Regions from separate parts of the Homo sapiens genome. Here region 2 is linked to region 1. The links are chromatin contacts, found by Hi-C or POLR2A ChIA-PET in ENCODE. All regions are on one chromosome and are shown on one strand. The core of a region is the stretch at or near the end of the contact, and the rest is flanking DNA. Distances in the headings are between cores, read along the strand shown.

What was found. A loop is a pair of places that touch in the nucleus more often than their neighbours do. ChIA-PET counts read pairs that join two places held with the same protein, here RNA polymerase II (POLR2A). Pooled maps may share reads with other maps.
Region 2: a loop to region 1 is called in a map of naive thymus-derived CD4-positive, alpha-beta T cell, with 6 times the contacts of the local background. The contact joins two enhancer-like sites. A Hi-C loop is called at or near these places in 5 of 168 maps with a recorded cell type or tissue (B cell, GM12878, mesothelial cell of epicardium and 1 more), 9 of 37 single-sample maps with no recorded cell type and 15 of 50 pooled maps. POLR2A ChIA-PET finds 5 or more read pairs at or near these places in 2 of 52 experiments (GM12878 and WTC11).

The regions. Positions count from the first base shown.
Region 1 is chr1:172,087,800-172,095,220 of GRCh38, forward strand. It overlaps DNM3 (dynamin 3), which reads left to right. Exons shown (of 21, transcript NM_015569.5): 13 at 5,025-5,076. Among named protein-coding and RNA genes, the nearest start is that of MIR3120, 47 kb to the right of the region's middle. Within about 2 kb of position 2,557, at least 2 of the 41 ENCODE cell types and tissues checked have a DNase peak (open chromatin) inside an H3K27ac peak, as active enhancers do.
Region 2 is chr1:172,178,283-172,185,703 of GRCh38, forward strand. The region is part of intron 14 of DNM3 (dynamin 3); the gene reads left to right. Among named protein-coding and RNA genes, the nearest start is that of DNM3OS, 37 kb to the left of the region's middle. RefSeq lists an enhancer at 2,864-2,913. Within about 2 kb of position 3,094, at least 25 of the 41 ENCODE cell types and tissues checked have a DNase peak (open chromatin) inside an H3K27ac peak, as active enhancers do.

The sequences.
Region 1 (7,421 bases), core at 1,307-3,806:
TTTCAGAATAAAGTCTAAACTTATTAATGTAATTTCCAAGGCTCTCTATAATCTGTATCTTGTTTACCTCTTCAGCCTATTCTATTGTTACTATTCCTTTCTACTCTACTCCCTAAGTCCATGCTGCAGCCAGTCTGACCACTTTGGGATCCCTAACTGTACCATACTTTTGCTTTAACACATGCCTATGATATGCTTCTTCAAATTATTTAGGTTTCCTAGTACAGATGATCATTGATAGTCTGGTTGTAAATAACCCTGGCATCAAAACAGAATTCCATACGTATTTCTTAAGATACTACCATAAACCCTCTGCTAGGTAATGTCAGTGATGAGAGAGGTAGAAATACCAAGATTGATGCTCTTGACTATCAAGGAGCAGGCATTGTTGGAAACCCAACTTACAATCTTGTTTATAAAATACAGGCACAGACCAAGGCTTTGGGAGTGCATGAAAAGGAGAGATAACTGGAGGTTTCTAAAAAGGCATAATTCAGGCATGATGCTTGATTGGAGTTTTAAGACTGGACAGGACTCCAATAGTCAGAGACAGGGGGTCTGGGCTGACTGCTTCCTGTCTTCTCTGCTTGAGTCAATACTATGCATTTCAGGGAACTAATTTGTACTAAAACATTGCCTTGATCATGTCACTTGCTGGCACAGAAACATGGAATGTTTTCTGCTGCCTTCAGAGTAACAGCCAAATTCTCCATAACTGGCCCCAACGTACAGTTATTATACTAGATGGCTTTTAAGATCACTTACAAACCCCAGTCTATGATTGGATAATTCTACCATAATAGTTTTACTCTCCACAACTTCCCCATATGCCTCATCTTTCTACTTCCTGGCTTTGCTAATACCAGTCTATTCTCTTGGAACGTAGTCATTTGTTTTCCTTTATTAAAGTTTATCTTCTTTTCAAGTTTGCTACAAACAGTTCAGATCATATCATCTGAAATTATATTTCTTGTCCCTGAACATTCAGAGAAATTACAATGGTATAGGATTTATTTGATAAATGGTCACACATCATAGACAAGGATAGGACACTGTGCAAAAAAGTTTTGAGCCAAGAGATAACATTAGGGGTTCTCTGATTGTCTTCTAATGTACTCTTATTTTTATAGAAGTTTAAACTTCTTGTTATATACTTTTAGAATCATTATGTCTCAGCATACACCAATTTGGTTCTACGTTTTAGTGTTCTGGCAAAGCCTTCCACAGTGACTTGTGTGTAGTAGGAATTTATATGACAAACGACAAATGTGCGTGCACACACGCACACACATATGAGAAGATATGGGTAATTATATCCCACATTTAAAACAGAAGCACTTTGTTTTTGCTTTCTATTACATCCTCACATGTTTATTAATATGGATTTTATTTTTTATTTGTTATTTTTGTTTTGTGTATGCATATCATTACTTGTACCAGACAAATTGTAGGCTTTTGATAACAAGAACTATACCTTATTCATATTTTTATATGCTACGGAGTTCGTGCCCTATAGTTTTTGATTTATGTTAAACTAAAACACCATACATAGGTATGTTTTATAATATTTCAGAGTTAATTGGTTAAGTAACTATATCCAAGAACATGTCCAAGGGCTCAAGTTAACTTGCAAGTCCTTACAGGTTTTTTAAGGAACATATTTTTAAATAAATGTTTTGAAATACTCTCAGTTCAATTATTATGCAGAAGAATTATGAGAAAGAATGTATTCTAAGCAGGCAGCTTTTTTTGTTGTTGTTGCTTTTGAAGTAACTTCAAGTAGCTAAATACATCATTAGCAACAGAATGTTTAAGTTTATGGGGCCAATTGCTGCAAAAAGATTCTTTAGGTGGAAAATAGAGGCAACTTAGTGTTTTTTCTAACTCTAATATTTGAGATTGGCTTATAAAGTAAATCTACTTTTCCTTTGGCATATTCTTACAAGTGGTAGATCCTAAATATGCATTATTTCACAGATGGAAACTGTCAATGGACATTGTCTTTATCTAGTGTAGCTTATAAGCTTCTGAGAGTAATTTTGCATCTCAAGGAATATTGGACCTAAAAGGAACCTAAGAAACAACTTGTTTAGTCCTCTAGCCCTCCTCTCTGTCTCTGTTTCTGTCTGTCTCCTTTATGACACACATATACACATTTTATAGCTGAGCGACTGAAGTCCATTTTGATCAAACTTTTCACCTAAGGTAGCAAAGGAGTCATTAACGATCTTTGCGGCTTTTGCTTTACATTCAACTTCTTTTCCCTTAAGTGATTTGAAGGGGACTGATACATAATTTTAGGGTCTACAATAATTTGTTCAAAGGAAGCACCTGTGGGTCTATCACAGGTTTTCACCACTAGTCAGTGTTTCAGTGAAAACATTACTCCTAAAACACAATTATGGTGCTTGGAAGAGATAAACATAACCTATGAAGGTGTCATGATCTCATTATAATAGTAGTTTTCTCATGCATTCCTGGAAGAGCAGGAAGCCTGGAGGGTGCTGGAAAAGTGACATTTAATGTGGAAAAAGAAAGTAAGGAGGAGATCCGAAGCCCTTAGGAGAGTGCTACTCAAGACGCTGTGTGCGCCAGGGCATGAGGGCAGCCAGAGGGCGGTGTGGGCACATTGGATCCTGGTTACCTCTTTCACAGCCTCACCTACAAGACCTGAATAATGTAGATTTAGATTGTTCAGAGAAATGGTTAAAGAGGAAATAATTTCATCGTAATTAAGAGGATTAACCATTTAACAGAAAGCTGGAAAAATAAAAAACAAGGAAGGAAGAAGTTGAAATTAGCAAATTTTAAATTGGAAAAAAATATATACACAAAATATTTTTAGCAACCAAATACAGTATGGCCTTTCACCACCCACCCCCTGCCCACCTTCAGTTGAATGCAGTGTTTTTTCATGAGTTTGAGTGAAGGAAAGCAGCTTAAATGTATCAGAGGAGTTTATTAAAAACTTATTTTGATCAGCTGTTCTAAGTGTGGTGTTGATTTCTAACTTGTTACTGCAGCACAACATCCCATCACTTTAAACAGTTGACTGAGAGCTTTAGTCTCCCTTTTCTCTATTTTAGACCATTTCATTGATCTCCAAAACAGCTTCCATAAACTATTAAACAATCTGTAAGAATACTGAGTATTGCTGATCTTCCCAGAATAACCAAAATGAGTTGTGTTTCTTATATTGATACGTGTTTATTCATGGATCCACCAAAAGAAAGCCTTTGTCCTTTTGAGGGATAGAGTAACCTAGTGATGAAACGTGTGGGCTCTGTTGTTAAGTTGTTGGAGTCCTTTCTGGCTTTTAACCCTCTGTGCTTATGTCTAAAATGAGGGTTATAATGGCATCAACTTCATTGGGCTTTTCATCGAACAGATATTTCATGAAACCAACCATGTGCCATGTCCTTTGCAGGCCCTGGGGATATAGCAGTGAACAAAACAGACGCAAACCCCTGCTCATTAGGAGCTTACAGTCTAATGGAAAAGGGCAGACAAACACAAAAAATAAATACACCGTGTAGTGTATCGGAAGGTGAGAAATGCCAGACAGAAAAATCAAACAGGGTAAAGGGGATGATAGTCTTGGAGGAAGGGAGGGATGCGGTTATAAATAGGGTGGTCAGAGTAGTCCTAACTGAAAAGAAGGATTTGAATGAAGACTTGAAAGAGATGTTGGGAACCATGCAGATGAAAGCGGGAAGTACATCCTAGGGAGCTAGCTTGCCTGAAGGCTCTAAATGGGAGTGTATTGGGTGGGTTTGAAAAAGAGCAGATGCCAGTGTGGCTGGAACTCTTCAGGGAACAAGGTGAAGGGTAGGAGGAGATGAGTCAAAGAGGCAGTAGTGGGGGTTGCTTGAGTAGGGCCTTGTAGACCCTTGTATGGACTTTGGTTTTTACCATTAAATGGAATGGTGTTGATGCAGTACACGGTTTCGAGCAGAAGAGTTAACATAGTCCTTCTGAAAGTATCACTCTGGTGTCTGTTAAGAATAGACTTCAGGGAGACAAGTGTGGAAGCAGAGACCAGAGAATAAATGATTACAGTAATCCAGATGAGGGATGGCAGTGTCTTGGACCAAGGTGGGACCAATGGAAGTGATGAAAAGATGGTTAAATGTTAAATTTATTATAAGAAAGTAGTCGACAGCATTTTCTGATGGTCGGATATGGGTTGTGAGAGAAAGAGGAGACAAAGATTTTGGCCAAGGAACTTGAATGTATGGTATAGAATTGCCATTAGTTAAGAGGAGGAAGGAAGACTGTGGGTGGAACAGATTTTAGGGGGGATTTCAGGAGTTTAGTTTTGAAATATTAAGAATGATATGCCCATTAAATACCCAAGTGATGAGGTTAAGTTGTTAAAAACATCAATAAGTCCAGAGTTGGGACTCATACATATTTGGATCTACATGGCAGATCCAAACCAGAGATGCATTAAAGGAGTTGTCAGAATATATTGGAATTCAAAGCAGTGAGACTGGACAATATCACAAAGAGTTTGTGATGCGGAGCCATGCTACTTGGTACTACCACTTATTAGCTGAGTGATTTTGGGAAAGTCACTTAGCTTCTCTCCTCATCTATGAAACAAGAAGAATAATCGTAACTGCTTCATGGGGTTGCTGTGAGAATAAAAATGATTAATATCGATAAAGCACTTAGAACATGGCATATACTCAATAATCATTAACTTAATTTCCATTACAACTCTCCTCTGTACCTGTGAGACACTGCAAATATGTCAACTCGTATGTTATTAATGTTACAATGCAGCTTTTCTTTAAGTGGTGTTATTATATTTTTGGTTTATATGCTACTAGGAGTTATGTGCTATTAGGAGTCCCATTGAGTTGGTTTTGCTTCCAGAATTAAACTGACCTGGAATTTTGGTATTAGGTCTGTCTCCATTGATTTTTTTTTTAAAGCCTGTATAAATTTTAGTATTTGTTACTTGTTTAGGAAAAAATTATATGTGTCTCTTCAGTGCTGCTTTCCTTTGCTTTTCTCAGTGCTCAGCAGAGGAGCAGTCAGGTTCACAAGAAAACCACAGTTGGAAATCAGGTAGGAATTGCATAAGAGAATCAGTGTATGCATGTCCCAAAGAATTTGAACTAAATCGCTTGATTGACTATTTTTTTAATGCAAATTAATCACGTGCAAATTTTGCTTGAAATGCAGCTTTCATTTTGATTTGTTTTTGCTTTTAAAATTTTTGGAGTGAATTGCATTTCTTTTTGGCTATTTTGTGCAGTTAACCATATTGATTTATTTTAAATAACCTTTCTGCTACTTGCTCTGCATTTCAAATTTGACTCCTCATGTCCTATTTTGCTTGCTTACGTTACCCCTAAGTTTAATTTAACATTGAGTTTGTGAGTCAGTTGAAGGTTAAAATGTGGTGAGTAGTTGCATGAGCTTTCTGGGGTTGCTAACTAGTTCACACATTTGCACAGCTTGGTATCAGTGAAGGGACAGCTCATGAAGAACGCAGTTGTTGGATGTAATCTCTGCCACACTAAATTCTTGTTGGTTAATGAAGATGTTAATTCCTAAGAAGATCTGATCTTTTGAGTTTTTGTGTTTTGGGCTGACCAGCTGTCTCTGACTAATAGCGCTCTGCAGAGATTGTATTAACTCAACAGTTTGCTGTGTCTTTTATGTTTTATGTGATAATGAATATTTGCATTGTTATTTCTTTTCAAGTCAAAACAATGATGGTGTTATAGTTTTTAAAAAACTTTCAGAGGTACAATTATTGAACAAATTGAAACCTCTGCTCTAGATTTTTTTCCCATTGTTTTGAAAGGAGAAGAGGTAATAACAGACTTTATTTTAAAAACTTTTTTTCTGAACTAAAGCATATAATTCTTTGCTATTTCAGGGAACCAATCTTCCGCCTTCAAGGCAAATTGTACGAGCTAAGTTCTGTAAGCTTTACTGTTGCTTTTTCATTTAGCTTCCCAAGGGCACAGTTTGTCTTTAACTGATTAACTCAACTAGCGCTTGCTACTAATTTTTTTTAAACTTAGGTTGTCTTGTCCGTAACACCCTATCATTGAAATAAAAATCCTCTTAAGAGGGTTCATCCCTTCACTGCTAATAACTTGCTGTGATTGAAAGGTATGAACTAGTAAACTCTAAAATGCTGTAATAATAAACCCTTAACACTGTGGGTGCTTTGATATTTCTCTAATTTTAATGGTCCTTAAAATAATTAAAATCATTAATGATCTTCATCTCTGTCCTTTTATGCTATGTTGTTATGAGGTGTAAGCCTTTCTCTTCCCCTTGTATGGTAATATTTCCAATAAATGTAGATGATGCTTCTAAAAGGTGGGTAAATATTGAGTATCTGATTTTGCTGTGTTTGTTGATAAGCCTACCCAATACCAATTATTTGCATTTATTTAAAAAAACAGAAAAGCAAAGTTATAGTGATGGACATTTTATATGGCTATAGAGTTAAATCTTTGAAAACCAGATACTATGTCTTCTTTTATGGAAGTGTAAAAACATTGTCATAAGCATTTAGAAAAAAAATTAAACTCTAATTTCTACCACGGATAAAGCAGGCTTATTCTTCCAACTATGCACAGTTTGAGAATGAGATTGGAGCATGGGTCAATTATCTGCCCCATGATATTTTGGGAAGACACAGGTTTTAGACCTAGACATTCCTGGGTTCAAATTCTGTTCTGTCACTTAAGAGCTATGTGGCCTGGGACACATTGTGCCTGAGTTTGCTCAGCTGTGTGATGAGAGGAATAGAAAATATCTCTCAGGATGATGGTGGGATTCAGAAATGATATACATAATGAGGTTTGCAGCCCAGTACCAGATATGTGCCCTGTAAAGAATAGAAACATTACTCCCAAAAGTTAGGTGCTGTTTCTTCAAACTCTTGGGAGAAAAAGTTTAAGTACAAGAAGATTATAAAATTTATAAAATGAGAACAACAAAACACTTGGGAAAATTAGAAGCTATGGAAATTGTTCTGATGCCTGCAATGCCCAGATTGTGGTTGGATATGATATAAAGGATTTACCTGTAAAAGTTTCCTCACAGTCAGAAGCATCGCTTAGCTCACAGAAGTATGTACATGTAGGAAAATCAATAGTATAATAGCATATATGCATACTTTAGATCAGAGGAAACTTGGAACAGCTTTCAGTTATATTACTTCCAAATGCTCAAATCATGCTAATTGTGTTTCTGTGACTTTGCTTTTGCTGGATACTTCAAAGCCCACACATTATGGAAGTATTACATCTCAAGATAATAGAATTGGGTGAGTGTTATAATGGAATATAGATTCCTTATCCAAAACTTCTGGGGCCAGACATGCCTTGAAGGTCAGAATTTTTTGGACTTTATTAACTGTATCATATATTACCCTACATTTTGTG
Region 2 (7,421 bases), core at 1,844-4,343, 91 kb after region 1:
ATTCCAATCCATCCAACACACTGGTGTTAAAAAATAAACTTAAATCTTAAGAAAGTGTCCAGAGATTGATTTTTCCATTGAGAGTAATTTATTCATTTATTTAAAAATATTTATTGAGTATTTATTATGTACTTGAGTCTGTATAATTCTGAGAGTACAGTAGTAAATTTTTTACATATATGAAGTGAAGATGACTGGAGAGGGGAGTAGGAGGTTGATGTGTAAGTCAGAGAATCCACAAGTAAGGAAGGGATAGGAATGAACATAGATGAAGCAGTTAAAAGAAGCAAGGTAGTAAGATAGTGCATGCCGTGATGATGAAGAGAGGGAGAGAGACAGAGAGAAAGGGTGTGCAAGAGATACAGCAAGAGAGCAAAACAGAGAGAGAAAGAGAGACAGAGAATGGACCCTGGTTTACTTCAACTTCAAGCTGATGTTACAGAGATATCAATGAAAGGAAGAAAGAGTAAGTCACTGGGTTTGATTATTAGTTGATCATCAGTGATCTTTAGGATTTCATTGTCAATACAATGGTAAAGACAGAAGCTAGATTGCAGGGGGTTAAGGGGTCACCTTATGGAGATGAAATAGAATAAGTCTTATTCCAGCTCCATGGGCATGTCTCTATCGCTTTATGTCTCAGTCCATAAAATAGAGCAAAAATGGTGATCCTCCTCTAGTCTAAAATATAAGGAATGCTTTGAACTGCTGGGTGAGCTAATACTCTAAAGCCAGGGCGGTGATAGTAGTTATCTGTGTGTACTTTGAATGAAACTGGACTTAGAATGCTGAGCTAGTTGTTTTGTGGAGCCTACTTTCAGAATGTCACCTCTAATTTTGCATTCATGAAAAGCATTCTCCTGCCTGGACTAGAATCCAAAAATTTTTTGTTTATTATTAGTGGTGACTGATTGTCATTTGTGGACTGTGATCTACATGTAATGAAGTGGAATTTGGCCACTGGTTGTGTTGCAAAGCTTTTCTGAGTAGTGTTATTGCATCTTAGTTTTGACAAAGTTTGTTACTCCCACTAGTATTTAACTGGTATTAAATTCAAGATTATATTTTCATAATGTTGTTTGGAAACCAAAAGAAAATAATTGGTATGAACGTGCTTTGAAAAGTTAAAGGATTATATAAGTATTAATTATAATTATCATTAAAGTGATTTAATAGAAGTATTATTCTACTAAAATAAAATAAGAACTGCTAAATTCAAGATGTCATTGAGAAGAGGGGAGAAGTTTTTTTTGCTATGGTTTATTTCAGCTTCTGTATAACTTACATGGACTTTCTAAGAAAAATGTATACAGGCAATATTTATAAATATGTGTGTATATTTTAATGATGCTATGCCGGATCATTTCTGCTTGGATTATTTGTGGCCTTATTTAATTCTGGACTTATTTTCCAGCATAGTTTTGGGAATACAGATTCAATAATTTTTAGATATAACCAATAAGTACTGGGTGACTACTCTGTAAAAGCACTTCTTCATATCTCACATTTTAATCTTCACAATAGCTTCATCAGAGCAGGTGTTATTACTTTTTTATGTATTAAAAAACTAAGGCTCTGAGAGGTTAATTAGATTTTCGCCCATGGCGTACATAGCAGGGATTAGACGACTAGAACCCTACCATTAGTAGATAATAAGCTCAGGTGGTGAAAATCAATTAGCTTCAGTAAAGCCTAATTGTATCTGTAAATATGTTACAAATATCATACCGTGTCTCTGAGTTCTGAGTCAAATTTGCAGTGTTTTTGAAGCAGCATTGCCTTCTGTTACCTGGCTGCTCTTGTATAGTTTAGCATGAATGCATGGCAGTTTGCCCTGTAGGAACAAATCTAGTCTATGTGGATATACTATCATGATTCAGTTAGGTCTCAAGATCAGTAAATTAATTTATGTAAAGAATAAGATACTATGTATTTCGGTTTTTCAATACAGAACCATGAGTAGGAGAGTTTGTATGTTTACTGCATGCTAACCAACACTTGTTTGTTCTTTATGGTTTACCAATTTCACTCGTTAGATCCTGACTTTTACCCTGTATCGTAGATAGGGCTGAGATTATGCACCTCATTTTACTCACAAGGAAACTAAAGCCAAAGAACAGTGTGTGATTTTCTCAGTAGCCTTCAAATATATTGGCCTAGAAAATATTCTGATAGATAAATAGTCTAAGGACAAGTGGATTCATTGTAATATCTGCAATGCATTTTATTTCTTATATAATTAAGAGCTTACTGCTAGAATACAGTGTGATTTAGGTAAAACTTCTCAACATATAGCATACTTGAGGGAAAACAGAAGATCATAAAAAGTTTCCTTCTTTTATTGCAGGAATAGCATATGATTTATTTGAAGCCTAATTATTTTCCAGAGGAATGCTCTACATGTTTCCAATAGCTGTTTTGTGTTTCTGTAGAGGGTTAGAGGAGAAGCTGCCAGTTTCCTCCCAATACTGATGTTGCAAATCTCAGAACTTTAATCTGGAACACTCTCCTCTGTTATGTATATGTATGAAAATTTGCCCTACCTATTACCTTACTTTGGCATGTGGCATTTACTTGTGAAAAATGTCACAATATCTAATAGTTTATTTCCTACTCATGGATATAAGGCAAAATAACATTAAACAAGAATAAATATCTGTTTACCAACATTTAAATGATAGTTCTTTTGTTGTCAACTGGCAAGTACGGAGCACTTACCAAGTGCCGCCACTCCGCTGGGCTCTGGGGAACACAGCTCTTCCTTAGCTGAGCTCATAATCTGGACTGTGAGGCCTACACATCAGGGCAGAAAGCTTCTAGTTTCACTTTTCATATAGTAATTTTGAAAGCATAAGAGGCTTTGCAAAACATCTTTTAAAATAAAGATGCTTCTCCACCATCTCTAAGATAAGTTGGTTCTTTTTGGCAAAGGTGATTTTAATTGTTAGTACATTTCCAAGACAAGAAATGCAATCTGTTGACACGCCCTTCAAAATAATCAGATGAAAACAAGGAACACAAATATGTCCAGCCCTGAACTCTTCATTTTTCCTCTTGATGAATCCTTTCTTATGCTTTAAAACACTTGAGTTTACACACACACACACACACACACACACACACACACACACATATTTCTGGTAGGCGTGGAGATATATATCTATATATATCTTGCTATTAGGGCAATTCCCTGAAAGATTACACTACCTTCTTTATGCATAACGTCAATGCCTGATATTAAACAGAAACGAACTATGTGACTATGCTTTCCTTTTTAAATATGTGAACGTATTTCTCTACAGAGTTGTTTTGTAGCCGTATTGCTACTAAACTGGTGCCCAGCTCCAGGCCTGCAGACTGCTGACACACAATTAATCTCACAAATTTATGAATGCCAAAGCATGGAGCAAAATGAAAACAACTGGGGGAATGTTTAAGGGAAATAATTGGACTGTATCCAGATGTGCATGTGTAAAACATCACCACTTAACTCCTCCCCCATATCCTGTCTGAAGACAGGGTTTTTTTTTTTTTTTTTGAAAATAAACTGGGGTTATTTGAAAGAAGTTGTGGTCTCTGACTAAAACTGAATAAGCAAGGCCAGGCTGGCCATAATTCTGTGTGTTCTTGTATTTTTGTTTCTTAATTAACTCATTAGGTGCTGATGAATCAATCTGCCTCATGTCTGTTTTTGGTGGGTGTTGCCACAACTTTATGAACTCTATTTAAAGATAATATGTAAGGGGTTTCAAGACTGATAGTCGATTTCTTTGAGTTTTTGGTTATAACGAACTGGAACTTTTTACTATTAGAAATAGGCAACATTATTGTAGTGTGAAGGTCATCAAGCTGGGACGTGAAGTCTGGTCAAGAGGAAAAAAATGTGACAACATTTTATAGTTTTTTTTTTTTTAACAGTCTGTCCAAGATCAGTTAGGGGAAACAAACAAACAAAAAAACGATTTCTCTAAGATGCTTAACTCACTAGATAAAGCATAAAAATGGAGATAATAATGTTGAGTTTGTGTGCATGAAATTAATTTAGGATCTGGCATCACTGGGATATGAGAAGCTAGAGGACAGGGTGCTCTGAAGAAATATTTTGCAGGTTGATGTCTAACCATCATTACATACCTTAAATGGTACTAGAGATGAAGTAATAAAACACACTTTTTCCCTCAAATGCAAATATTTCCTCAAAAACAAGATAACCAAGTCCAGCAATAAATCCAACTCATTTCAATAAAATGTTCTCCACAGACTTGCTTTTCTCCTACTCTGTTTAAGGACAAAAATAAAGATGAAATGAATTGCAATGAACCTGCTCAGAGGTACTCACTAAAGTGGAGCATAGAGAGGCCTTCTGCTCTGCATGCCCCTCCCTCTATCTGCATTGTCCTCAGAGACTGCCTGAAAATTCAAATTCTGGGCCTCATTAGGCACAGAGTCCTAAGATTGTGTTTCTGTTTTTATTCAAAGAGAGAAAACAAAAGTAGAAAAAGTTGAATACCCAATCTTTTATACCATTGCAGGAAGGCTTAAGGACCCCAATCGTCAGTTTTCCTGCAATTGGTGACTTCAATATGAGAATAGTATCAGCACTTTATTTTGAGAGTAAGTATTGATAATGTAGTATCATTCCAATTGTGCAGGTAATTATTTAAAGTCCAATTTTAATAATCATGACAACTGAGTATAGTTTCTATCAAAAAAAATTTCTTAGTTCCTTTACCAAGAACTGGTAAAAAGGCAACTTTTTAACTAAAGGGAGCTAGGTACAGAAAGGCACTGTCCTGTCCCAGACGCCAAAAGTTTAGTGGGAAGTGATGGCCATAGAGAGGGAAAGGGGATGAGAAGATCACTGGTTTCAGTATTAATACAGATATGCACATACAGCACCATCTCTAGATCATGCCTGTTATTCTCCATATCGTCTCCACATACTACCCAATAGAGATATATTTTATTTAGCCAGTTTTGGTTTCAAACACAAATAATTTCTGGGAAAGTTCAATATATTGGTTTCACACACTTTATGGATATAATATCATGATGTTGAAAATATTCTATATTATACAAAGTTTTTTTAACACAAATTAAATTTTGATGTCATAAGTGAAGACTTGGCAAATAAATACTAAGAATTATCTGTGTACCAGTATAAGGAAAATACAGTGATTCTGGGTTTCAAAACCCAAATACACTGAAACATTGTGGAGTTTTTAAAGTAAGGAATGTGCTTGGTCTGGCAGATGATAAAACATGTTAGTTGCTTAAAATTATTGCCAATTATTTTGGTAAATACATTCAAACTTTTTTAAATTTTTTTATTTTTTGTGATAGGGTCTCACCCTGTCACCCAGGCTGGAGTGCAGTGATGCAATCATGGCTTACTGCAGCCTCCACCTCCTGGGCCCAAGCAATGCTCCCACCTCAGCCTCCTGAGTAGCTAGGACTACAGGGTTGCACCACCATGCCCAGCTAATTTTTTTTTTTTTTTTTTTTTTTTTTTTTTGTAGAAACAGGGTTTCACCAGGCTGATTTTGAACTCCTGGGCTCAAGTGTTCCTTCTGCCTTAGCCTCCCAAAGTGCTGGGATTACAGGCATGAGCCAATACACCTGGCTTCAAAGTTTTTTTTTTTTTCTAGAGAATCAGCAGTGTAATAGAAATTAATATTCTAGTACTCAAAACAACAGCAATCATAACAATAATAGCAAAATCTATGTTCTTGGCTCAGTTACACTCAAGTAATAGCTTGACCTTGGATTAGTTGCTTTATCTCAATTTTATTTCTGCAAAGTAGCGTGAGGATCCCTATCCTGCTCACCTCACAAGTTGTGAAGTTCATTAGGTTTATTGTTGCAATGTTTTCTAAATCTTCTCATTAAATGATGTTAAAACCTACTAAGAACTCAAACAATCCCAGACACACTGATGGAGAATTTAGATATGTAGTCTGAATATAGCATCAGACAACCTGAACTGTTAAACAAGCAAAGAAAATTATCACAAAATAAACATGGAAAATATCATTACATTGACCACCATTTAAATTGCACAGTTCTTGTAAGACATACCCACTACATAAAATAAAACCCATCTGCAGAGACACAGCAGTTTTTCTGCAGTTGGGAGTTGGTGATTGAAAAGTAGGAATTTGAAATTAATTTTTTTTAGAAATTGAGAAATTTTATCCTCCCTTCTAAACAATGACCCTCAACACAGTAATGAGCAGCACAATCTGGAGGGTATGGTAATATCCCAGAATATGTCCCCAGGCTAGGTGCTCAGGGCCTAACTTGCCTTTTTAAGAAATTCATTGTTTCTGTTGAATGTTGCTCTCTTCATATTGTCTACTTTAAAAGACAAATACTTCTGGGATGTGTAAGCCCAGGAATGGGAAAGGAGGAAAAATCATCTTAGAGTTTATTAAGTACGGAATCTGACCCATGGACTTGATATGTGCATTCTCATTGCAGACTTGGGTTTGGGGTTTTACAAATGTAGAATCCAAATATTAGAGAAGTTCATCGCTTTCCTGTCACCCTCTTAAGGGAATGAACTGTGTAGCTGAGATTTGATCCCCTAGTTGGTCTGCCAGCAAGCCCATGTTCTTTCTTTTGCACACCCTATACCATATAATAAATTAATTCATGAGATGCTGTCTTTGTAACAGCTGAGAATTGGAACACTAAGAGAGCATCGAACATCTGGAATAGAAGTAAAGTGATTTGGAAAAAAAAAGGGAGGCTGGAAACTTAGTCAACACATAGGGGCAGCTCCTCTCACTCAGTGTTCATGCTGGGTCCTGAAGATAAGTAGGTTTTGCTCTTTGCCTCAGTGGTCTTTGACGGACTCTGGGTACTAAAGCTAAGATGGAATTGAGGGAAGCTCCTAATGCCTCCTTTATTTGCATCGGCAGTGAGATTGAAAGAGGCCCCTTCAGTGTGTGAATACCTGAAATTAAAGACTAGAAATATGCATTTAGACTGTTTACTTTAGGTTTCCTGTTTACATTTGTTCCAATTTTATTCTCTCACTGGGGAGTAGAATTGGAATGCAGAGAAAAAGGGGTGAGCACAAGACAAAGGGAAGTGAAACTCAATTTTGAAAGCAGAACCATTTTTACATTTAAGTTGAACTGTGGTTTTAAAACATTTAGCTCTCTATTGGAAACCATTGTGGGTGGGGTGCATTTGTAACAGAGCTTCACCTAATTCATTCTATATGCTTGGCAGAGGAAAGGCTGAAATCAGAGCCAAATTCCAAAGAGCCTCTGAGGGAAGCAAGGTCACACTCTATTCAGAATTATATAGCAACCTGGCCTAAACAGAAGATTTTTAATGTGTTTGTGCACTTAGGAATCATTTTTCTAGACTTTGGTAATTGTTTATCCATTTTGTGAAGTTCTATTGTAAAT